Regions from separate parts of the Homo sapiens genome. Here region 1 is linked to region 2. Evidence: chromatin loops called from intact Hi-C (ENCODE). Cell type or tissue: IMR-90. All regions are shown on one strand. Links, peaks and the distances in the headings refer to the core of each region. The heading gives the core; the rest is flanking DNA. Region 1 has its middle 7.8 kb from the start of ZBTB38. Region 2 overlaps RASA2 (RAS p21 protein activator 2).

Region 1 (4,399 bases), core at 271-4,270, 200 kb before region 2:
TGTGCTTTATTTTCTAGATAATAGATCACCACTGAAATGTTCTTTTAAAAATGGCTTTATTATGATATGATTCACACATCATTCAATTCACCTATTTAAAGTGTAAAATGCACCCTTTTAAAGTGTATAATTCAAATTTTTTTAGTATAGTCACAGACAAATGCAACCATCAACATAGTCACTTTTAGGAAATTTTCATCACTTCAAAAAGAAACCTTGTACCCTTTGGCTGTCACCTCCCTAAGCCCCTATCTCCATCCCAGCCCTAAGCAACCACTAATCTATTTTCTGCCCCTATAGATTTCCCTGTTCTGGACATTTTATATGCATGAAAACATAGAATTTGTGGTCTTTTGTCAGTGGCTTCTTTGATTTGGCACAATACTACCACTAAAGGCTTGAACTACAGAATTCTCTAACCAAACTGGCTCTTTAGAGAGAAGGGACTGGATTCAGGATGGTGGATTGGGGCTGGGCGACCAAGGAGAGCCATTAGGAGGCCAGTGAGTAGCTGTTATGTGGTCATATGAGTGCTCAGTAAGGAAGATTTTGGCTGCAAGTAAGGAACACTGAACTACAAATGGCATAAATGACAAAGACATATTATCTTACTAACAGGAAATCTGGAAGTAGGTGGTTCTCGAGTTGGCCCAGGACTTACCAGTGTTGCCAAGGACCCAGCTCTTCCACCTTTCTCTTCACCATCTTAATGTACTGGTTTTTACACTCTGACCTTCCCCCTCATTGTTGGAAGATGCTGCTGCTCTTCAAGGAATCACCTCTTCATACAATTGCCTACAGAAACCTGAATCTCTGGCTTTTAAGGAAAGAAACTTTTTCCCAGTGCTCTACCCAAGAAACTTCCCTTCATGTGCCATTGGCCAGGATCATGCCACACATCCATGCCTTAGTTGCGAGGTAGGCTGAGCATGTGCCTATCTGCCATTGTCAGCCCCTATGGTGGGTGGTGAGCTGTGCCCAGCAAGAAGGAAGGAAGAGGTAGTGGCAATTGTGTAGGCTAACAACAGTGTTTGCCACAAGAGACAAAGAAGATCCAGGATAGTAGAGCATTCTTAGTCCAGCAAAGGACAGTATTTTTTGAAGATAAGAATGTGGTCAAATGGCACAGTGAAGATAAGAAAAACAGTAATCAATAAAAAGATAATGGGCCAGGTGCAGTGGCTCATGCCTGTAATCCCAGCACTTTGGGAGGCCAACGCAGGAGGATCACTTGAGCCCAGGAGTTCGAGACTGGCCTGGACAACACAGCAAGACCTCATCTCTACAAAAAGTTAAAAAATTAGCCAGGCATGGTGGTCCATGCCTGTGGTTCCAGCTACTCAGGAGGCTGAGGTGGGAGGATTGCTTGAGCCCTGAAGGTTGAGGTTGGAGTGAGCCATGATCACACCACTGCACTCCAGCCTGGGCAACAGAGCAAGACCCTGTCTCATAAACAAAAACAACAAAATTTTTTTGAGTTGTCTTAGTTTTTCTTATAAATTTGTCATAAGATGAAGTTTTAAAACCTCATATTCAATAGAAAACCAACAGTGCTTCCTATAAAGTGCCCATAATAATAAATACAAAAACAACAAAAGAATCTTACTAATTTCTAGTTAGACAGCATAGCCTACAGAAGACTCTAATCCTGAACCAAGCTCTCTACAAAAGGGTGAGATCCCAAGTGTCAAAGAGGCATTAAACACATGCACCACACAATTCAGTGTCCTCTAATGTCTGTCATAGACCATCTTAGCTCTGGGACCCCACAGTGCTGCTTATAATCTGTGCTGTTGACTCTAACTCCTGTATGACAAGCAAAGTCAAAAGAATCCCCTGTGTGCCTTGATGCTTGTTTCGGCGTGTGCCTGGAGTGAGGGATGAACGTCTTAAGCTTTGCCATCAGAAATTGCCATTTTTGTACATCAAAAAGGGTCTACAATTGTCATTTCTAATACAGTTCGGCCTAATCAACCACCAAAGATTTTAACATTGATTCTGGGGAGGCATGAGGGGATGGAAAATCTTTTAATTATATTTTATTATATTACTCTTATTTATGAACATGTATTATTTTTGAATCATTAACAATTCTAATTTTTAAAAAGTAAGGAACAAAAAGAGAGTGCTTAGTCTGAGCTGTCAAAAGCTGTGAATAAGCTGTAAGTCCCTGGGCAGGTCCCGTCATTTTTCTAGTCTAGGATTTCTTCACCTCGGCACTATCGACTTACTGGACCAGATAGTTGTGTTGGGGTCGGGGGGCTGTCCTGTGTATTATAGGATGTTTGGCAGCATCCCTGGCTTCTACCCACTGTTGACGGTATTACCCCCAAAATGACAATAAAAAAGTCTCCAGATGTTGCCAAACGTTTTCCAGGGGGCAAACGCACCCCTGGTTGAGAATCACTGCTCTTGTCCTCAGTTTCTCATCAATAAAAGGAAGCACAGAACCAAGTGCTTTAAGCTCACCTAAAGCACCAAATTCTCTGACTCCGTCAATGTCAAATCTGTAAATTTGTTTTCCAGAAGCTATTTTCCTCCAGAGCCACTAGAGGGGACACTCTGCTACACAAAGGACAAAAACAGAGCACTCAGGGAACTTTGTTTTCCTCTCCTCTTGACTTTGTTTCTGTTTCTGACCGCCCCAGCCTTAAATAAATAGTCTTTGATGTTGAGTGTGATAACCCCTTACCACGAAGCATGAAGAGTTGTTTGTCTTGTGCCTGGTGCCATAAAAGTCAGTGTTTTTAGATATGGCGGGGAGGGGAGGGCAAAATATTCTCTGCTTTTTAAACATTCTTTGTAAGGTAGTCAGATGAATCATGCCTCTAAAAAAAGATGTGCATTTCCATAAGCGGAGCCTGCAGGACAACCAGGCTGGGAGGTGGAAAATCTAGTTCTGTTCCTGGTCCTGCCACTTCTGGGCTGTGTGATGTTGGCCAAATTTCTTGACTTCTCTGGTTTTATATAGATAACAGAACTGAGGAAGCTGAGGCTGAGAAGTTAAGGTCACACAGTATGTTAAGTGGTCAAGCAAGGACTTGCGTCTGACCCATCAACTTCATAGAATAGTTGTGAAAACCAGAAGAGATGGAGAAAGTGAAAGAGTCTTGAAAAATAGAAAACCCCACAACAAGTTCAAGGTGTGAATGTGTAGATATTGTGGGAATGAGAGAAGGGGATGGCTATGGGGTAGCATGAGGGAGCAGGGTAGGTCCAGACAGCAAACAGAAGTTACTCCTTCTCCAAGTGTTGTAAATTACAGGAAAGAGCCTCAGTGCCCCCAAATACTTCACTACTGATGGAGCTTCATCCCTAGGACTTAAGGTCTCCATCCCTATAAAAGTGGACAGATCACTAAGAGGAGTTTACTTTATGCTCTGATGAGTTGTTTATACACCTCAGCGAAAGTGAGGGATCTACAACACTGGTTTTTAAACATTTTTTTAAAACCCTGAACCACAATAGAAAATATGTTTCACAGAGAGACCCAGCTCACATACATATTATAAAATCGAAACGAAAGTGTTAGTTATAATGTACTTGGATCTTTTCTATTGTTTTATTTTATTCTATCACTTGCAACCCATGCTGACCCACTAAATAATGAGTCCTGACCTGCACTTGAAGGTATTATACTAGAAGGTTTTGTGGAGGGGAAAGAGTTTAGGGTCCTGGAGCTGGTCTAGGGAGGAAACAGATGTGTCCTCCGAACAGTATTCAAGGATCCCTAAAGATGAACTTTTTACAAGTTTTATAGTTTTCCAAGGGCTGATTCTCTGAGGCGTGATTCAGGAGGAAGAAAAGAGAACAATAATTCCAAATTTGAATTCCCAAAATTCACCCAAATGAGTGAGGATGGGCCATTGGGTAGCAACCTCTAGACTGGATTCTCAGAGGTTATGATCTAAACCCCCCACATCATTAACATAAAATAGATAACATAAAATATAGATAGCATAAAATGACCACCAGCACAAAAAACATTTTTAATCCAACATTTATTGAGCCATTATTATATATCAGACATTGCACTAAGCACTTTACATGAGTGATAGGACATAAATTAAGTTTAAGTGTTCCCTGATTTTCTTCTCTTCCTGCCCACTAACAAGAGTTCTGGCTTTGTTTGTCCAATTTCTTTTTCTGCCCCAACAGAAGAAGAACTGGACAGAGCGGAAGGACCAGAGGAAGGCTGATTAGGACTGGAGAAAAGATTTCAGGGAGTTTGGGAGAAAGAAAGGGAGGCAGAAGCTATGGGGTGTAAGAGGCTTGGATAGGAGGGGAAAAGGATGCTGAGGGGAATTGAAGGGGCTCTTTGTGATGTTTGAGAAATGCAAGTATTAATATGAGTTAATTAGAAATTACTTTTGGTGACTAGACTGGGTTTCTTGGGCTG
Region 2 (4,399 bases), core at 188-4,187:
GTTTCTTTCTGTAGTCCTTATTGCTATAGGTTAAAATAAAGCCTCGACTTTCAAACTAAGACAGTTTAAGTGCCTTCTTTCAGACTATTTAAAATTACTTTCTGTGCTTTTTAAATAAAAGCTGCTGTAGTATTTTGCTTCTCTAGTCTGGATAGTGAGGTATGTATATGGTGTTGCTAACATCTTTTAAGCATGTAAAATTAATGCTGTAATACAGATCAAAGTAATTTGAAGCTGTTTTGTGGTGTGAACTCTCTTAAACATTGTTTGCAAAACATAAAGCCAGTTTTCAATTTTCAGGATCGACTTGTGGAACAATGGAAACCTAGTCCAAGATGTTTTCCTAGGTGAGATTAAGGTTCCTGTGAACGTATTAAGAACTGATTCCTCTCATCAAGCCTGGTAAGGGCCCAGCATTTTAGTGAACTCCATAGTTTAATTCTCTTTAGTACAGTATATATATGCAAATAAATGCTTACTCTGAACATATTTTAAATTTGCCATGTAATAAGCTAAACGTCATTAATATTGATATGTTCATTAATTCATTGTTGCAGAAGTAAATTGTAAGTTTTATGACTTGACCTGTGGTACTGAGATAAAAGAACTGAATCATCTAGGAATATTTTTCTGTTCAGAAGTGAAGACGACTCTTAAGGAGAAAAATGGGAAACATTTAAAACATTACATAAGAGTTGTTCATGTAAGAAAACGCTTGGTCACAAATCAGTGTCTGCATTTCAGAAGTTTTATTAGTGGTCATAGGAACTGTGGGTATTTGAAAGCAAAGGATTTTATTTAGGGGACTCAGTTGTTTATGGGAACTAACCACTGTTCTTCCTTCACCACACCCCATTGAAATGTACTGTAGATGGCCCTAATGTTACTTTTTGAATGTCTAAGGTCTTATGTTGTTGAGCTGGCACTTTTTAGGGCTCTTGGTTTTCAATAATGACTATAATATTATTTTAGTTTTCAGTGACTCTAATAATAACATTACACTGATGTTAAATTCAAATTAATGTTCAGACATTACATTGAGCTAGTTTCCTTAGCAGAATCAATGTGAAACTATTGTTTTTTTTCTGTCTATAGCACTTAAAAGCGTGTGTATCCTTTCAGTATGTTGCCCAGCATCTCTCTTGCTAGATTTTGGTTTCAACTGGGTATAAATGAACATGCCTTTCTCATTTGCCTTTTAAGGAGCACTTTTTGGATCTCAGTTTCTGCTGCCTCAAAGAGGAGTGTTTAGGTGTTTCTTATGGATATCAGTTTCATCTGTTCCTAAAAGAGCCTGCCTCTTCTGATTGGCCATCAGACATCTTCATTTTAGAGTCTTGTCCTAGAGCAGTTATCACTTGTAGACTGATATGGAGACTCTCAAAATTTTTACTTTATTTTTGCCTCTCTATAGTCCAAGGCAGATCTAAGATTTATTGGTCTTTATGTTGGCATTTTGTGTATTATAGTTTGTAAAATGCATCCACAGAGGGGGAAAAAAATCAAATGTAGTCACTATGAAAAATTGATGAAGATTTGGGACCTGTCATCCTCCCACTACACCATGTCTTCCACCTTCCATCAAATAGCATACATTTTAAAATGAAAATTTCTGAGCTCAGTTTGTCAAGTTTTTAAAATTATGTGCCAGACCACTCAGTACAGAAGAGAAAAACACGTTGTAGTGCCTCCGGGTCCCTCAAAATGAACTTGAAATGTGCCACATAATCTGTTTTTTAAGTAAGACTGTCTCCAGAGATGCCTTCCAAATTTGGCAAAACTTTGTGCAGCTTCCTTGGCAGTATGTAAGAACATTAACAAACTAATTTTATTTTTATAGATGTTTTTGGCCCATGATATTTTAAAGTAACCTGCCAGAAATATAAGTGCTGAAATTTATATAGCATGAAATAGGAACATCTGGTAATTCATATATAATTCCACAGTTGTAAGGAAACATAAAAATGTGAATGCCATTTCTTTTAAGTTGGAAATAAAACTCTTAACCTCCTCCATCAATTGTAGAGCCATAGCATCCCCTTGTGGGGTTGTTAGTAACTGCATGAAAACTCAAGAAAAGATTTATTTACCCTCAGGATTTCAGGCAAATTCTTTCTAATGTTGATGTTAAGAGAGTAATCATCAGTAATTTAATTCTGTTGTTTGAAAAGTCTCAAAATAGATTAATTTTTAAATTTGAAAGTAAGATTCAAATAATAGATAAAATGAATTACTGGGTTTTTCTTTTCAACAGAAGCACTTTATACATGATTTTAGACTAGATGAATATTTGATATGATTTAGCTTTCCAGTTTGTTAATTTTGACACCTTTTGTCCTCAAACTTTTTTTTGTGGGGGGGCGGTCTTACTTTTTTTGAGACAAAGCCTCACTCTGTTGTCCAAGCTGGAGTGCAGTGGCATGATCTCGGCTCACTGCAACCTCCACCTCCCGGGTTCAAGTGATTCTCCTGCCTCAGCCTCCCAAGTAGCTGGGACTTCAGGCACACACCACCATGCCGAGCTAATTTTTGTATTTTTAGTAGAGACGGGGTTTTAACTATGTTGGCCAGGCTGGTCTTGAACTCCTGACCTCGTGATCCGCCCACTTCGGCCTCCCAAAGTGCTGGGATTGTGAGCCATTGCGCCCAGCCTTTGGTCTCACATTTTTAACGTATCTGTTTAATATTTGAATTTAGAAAATATAACAAGTCTCCTGTCTTCAGTTAAAAAAAAAAAAAAAAGAAATAGGCCTGGCACGGTGGCTCAAGCCTGTAATCCCAGCACTTTGGGAGCGCAAGGCAGGCGGATCATGAGGTCAGGAGATCGAGACATCCTGGCTAACAATGGTGAAACCCCATCTCTACTAAAAATACAAAAAATTAGCTGGGCTTGGTAGTGGGCAACTGTAGTGCCAGCTACTCAGGAGCTGGCGCAGGAGAAATTGCGTGCACCTGGGAGCGGGAGCTTACAGTAAGCTGAGATCCACCACTGCACTCCAGCCTGGGAGACAGAGCGAGACTCCGTCTCAAAAAAAGAAAACAAAAAACAACAACAACACACAAAAAAAAACCAGAAATAACGTTAAACTTTTTTTTTTTATACGGAGTCTCGCTCTGTCTCCAGGCTGGAGTGCAGTAGCGCCATCTTGGCCCACTGCAATCTCCACCTCCCGAGTTTAAGCCATTCTCCTGCCTCAGCCTCCTGAGTAGCTGGGATGACAGGCATCCGCCACCACACCCAGCTAATTTTTGTATTTTTAGTAGAGATGGGGTTTCACCATGTTCACCAGGCTGGTCTTGATCTCCTGACCTCTTGATCCCCCCGCCTCGGCCTCCCAAAGTGCTGGGATTACAGGCGTGAGCCACCGCACCTGGCCCACGTTCAGTTATTAATAGAACTGCTTCTTTATTCTCTCATTTACATAGCATTATGTACAAATAATTGCACTTTGGGTTTGTCTACCTCAATTTTAATTACACAGACCCTATGGTTAGAATTGTTTAAATGCTGATTTTTTTCTGTTAAGGGACTGTCAAAACTGCTTACTCTTGAGAGCATAAGGATTGCTTTTATGCCTGTGAATGAAAAGTACATGTTTAGAGCAACTGAATGCTACTTTCAGTTAAAAATTTCTCTTTATTCCCTGTTTCTTTTTCTTTCAAACGGAAATATTTCATTCAAAAACTGACATATATATATATGAGTTTTTTGTTTTGTTTTCACTTAGAAATGCCAGATAGTCCTGAACTATTTAACAAATCTTGAGCCTTTTCTCTTTAGCTCTAATTCATACAGAATTATTTAATTCACAAGGATCCTTCAGGCAGTTTATTAAATTGAGCTTTTGTAATAATATTTTAAAATAATCACATTTATATAGTTATACAAATGACTATTGATAGTTATTCATATATTTAAGTGGTAATAGTTATACATCACATATATAAATGTTATATGTGTAACATTTACATAGTGATTACTGTGTGCCAGGAACTATTCTAAGTACTTTACTTATAATAACTTTTTTAGGGCTGTTGTAGGGTTTTAATGTGTTAAGACACTATTAATACTCCTTATTTGACAAATGAGGAAAAAGCACAGAGAAATTTAGCAACTTGTCTAAGGTCACACAGCTGGGATTTGAACCAAACTGTTTGACCCCAAAGTTTGTGCTTTTAACCAGTGTACTGTAAGTTTGAACTCTGGCATATTTCTGAATATATTTAAAACTCAAAAACATTCTTTTAAGCCATTAGCAAAGATTTGAGTGTCCCTTGCTTATAAAATATTATATAAAAGAGAATCAGAGAGTTCCCTACTCATTTAAAAAATGATCTTTTCAAGGGATGGGTAAAACAACAACATGTTGTGAAGTCTTTTTTTTTTTTTTTCAAGTAG

The links. Hi-C counts contacts between places; a loop is a spot of excess contacts. Peaks named below come from ENCODE experiments on the same cell type or tissue, not always from the same donor. Only the 100,000 strongest peaks of a DNase experiment are listed, where the experiment ranks them.
Region 1: it touches region 2 in a loop (6-fold over the local background); 44 of 110 quality-filtered maps call a loop at or near these places.

Annotation. Positions count from the first base shown.
Region 1 is chr3:141,358,482-141,362,880 of GRCh38, forward strand. It overlaps a transcript of ZBTB38 not described here. Among named protein-coding and RNA genes, the nearest start is that of ZBTB38, 7.8 kb to the right of the region's middle. In IMR-90, for the core only: a CTCF peak has its summit at 2,556 (motif pointing right); a DNase peak (open chromatin) is centred at 2,740; H3K4me3 peaks cover 194 bases; H3K27ac peaks cover 1,977 bases.
Region 2 is chr3:141,559,594-141,563,992 of GRCh38, forward strand. RASA2 (RAS p21 protein activator 2) reads left to right here. Exons shown (of 24, transcript NM_006506.5): 9 at 301-402. Among named protein-coding and RNA genes, the nearest start is that of RASA2-IT1, 37 kb to the left of the region's middle. In IMR-90, for the core only: a CTCF peak has its summit at 2,040; a DNase peak (open chromatin) is centred at 2,038.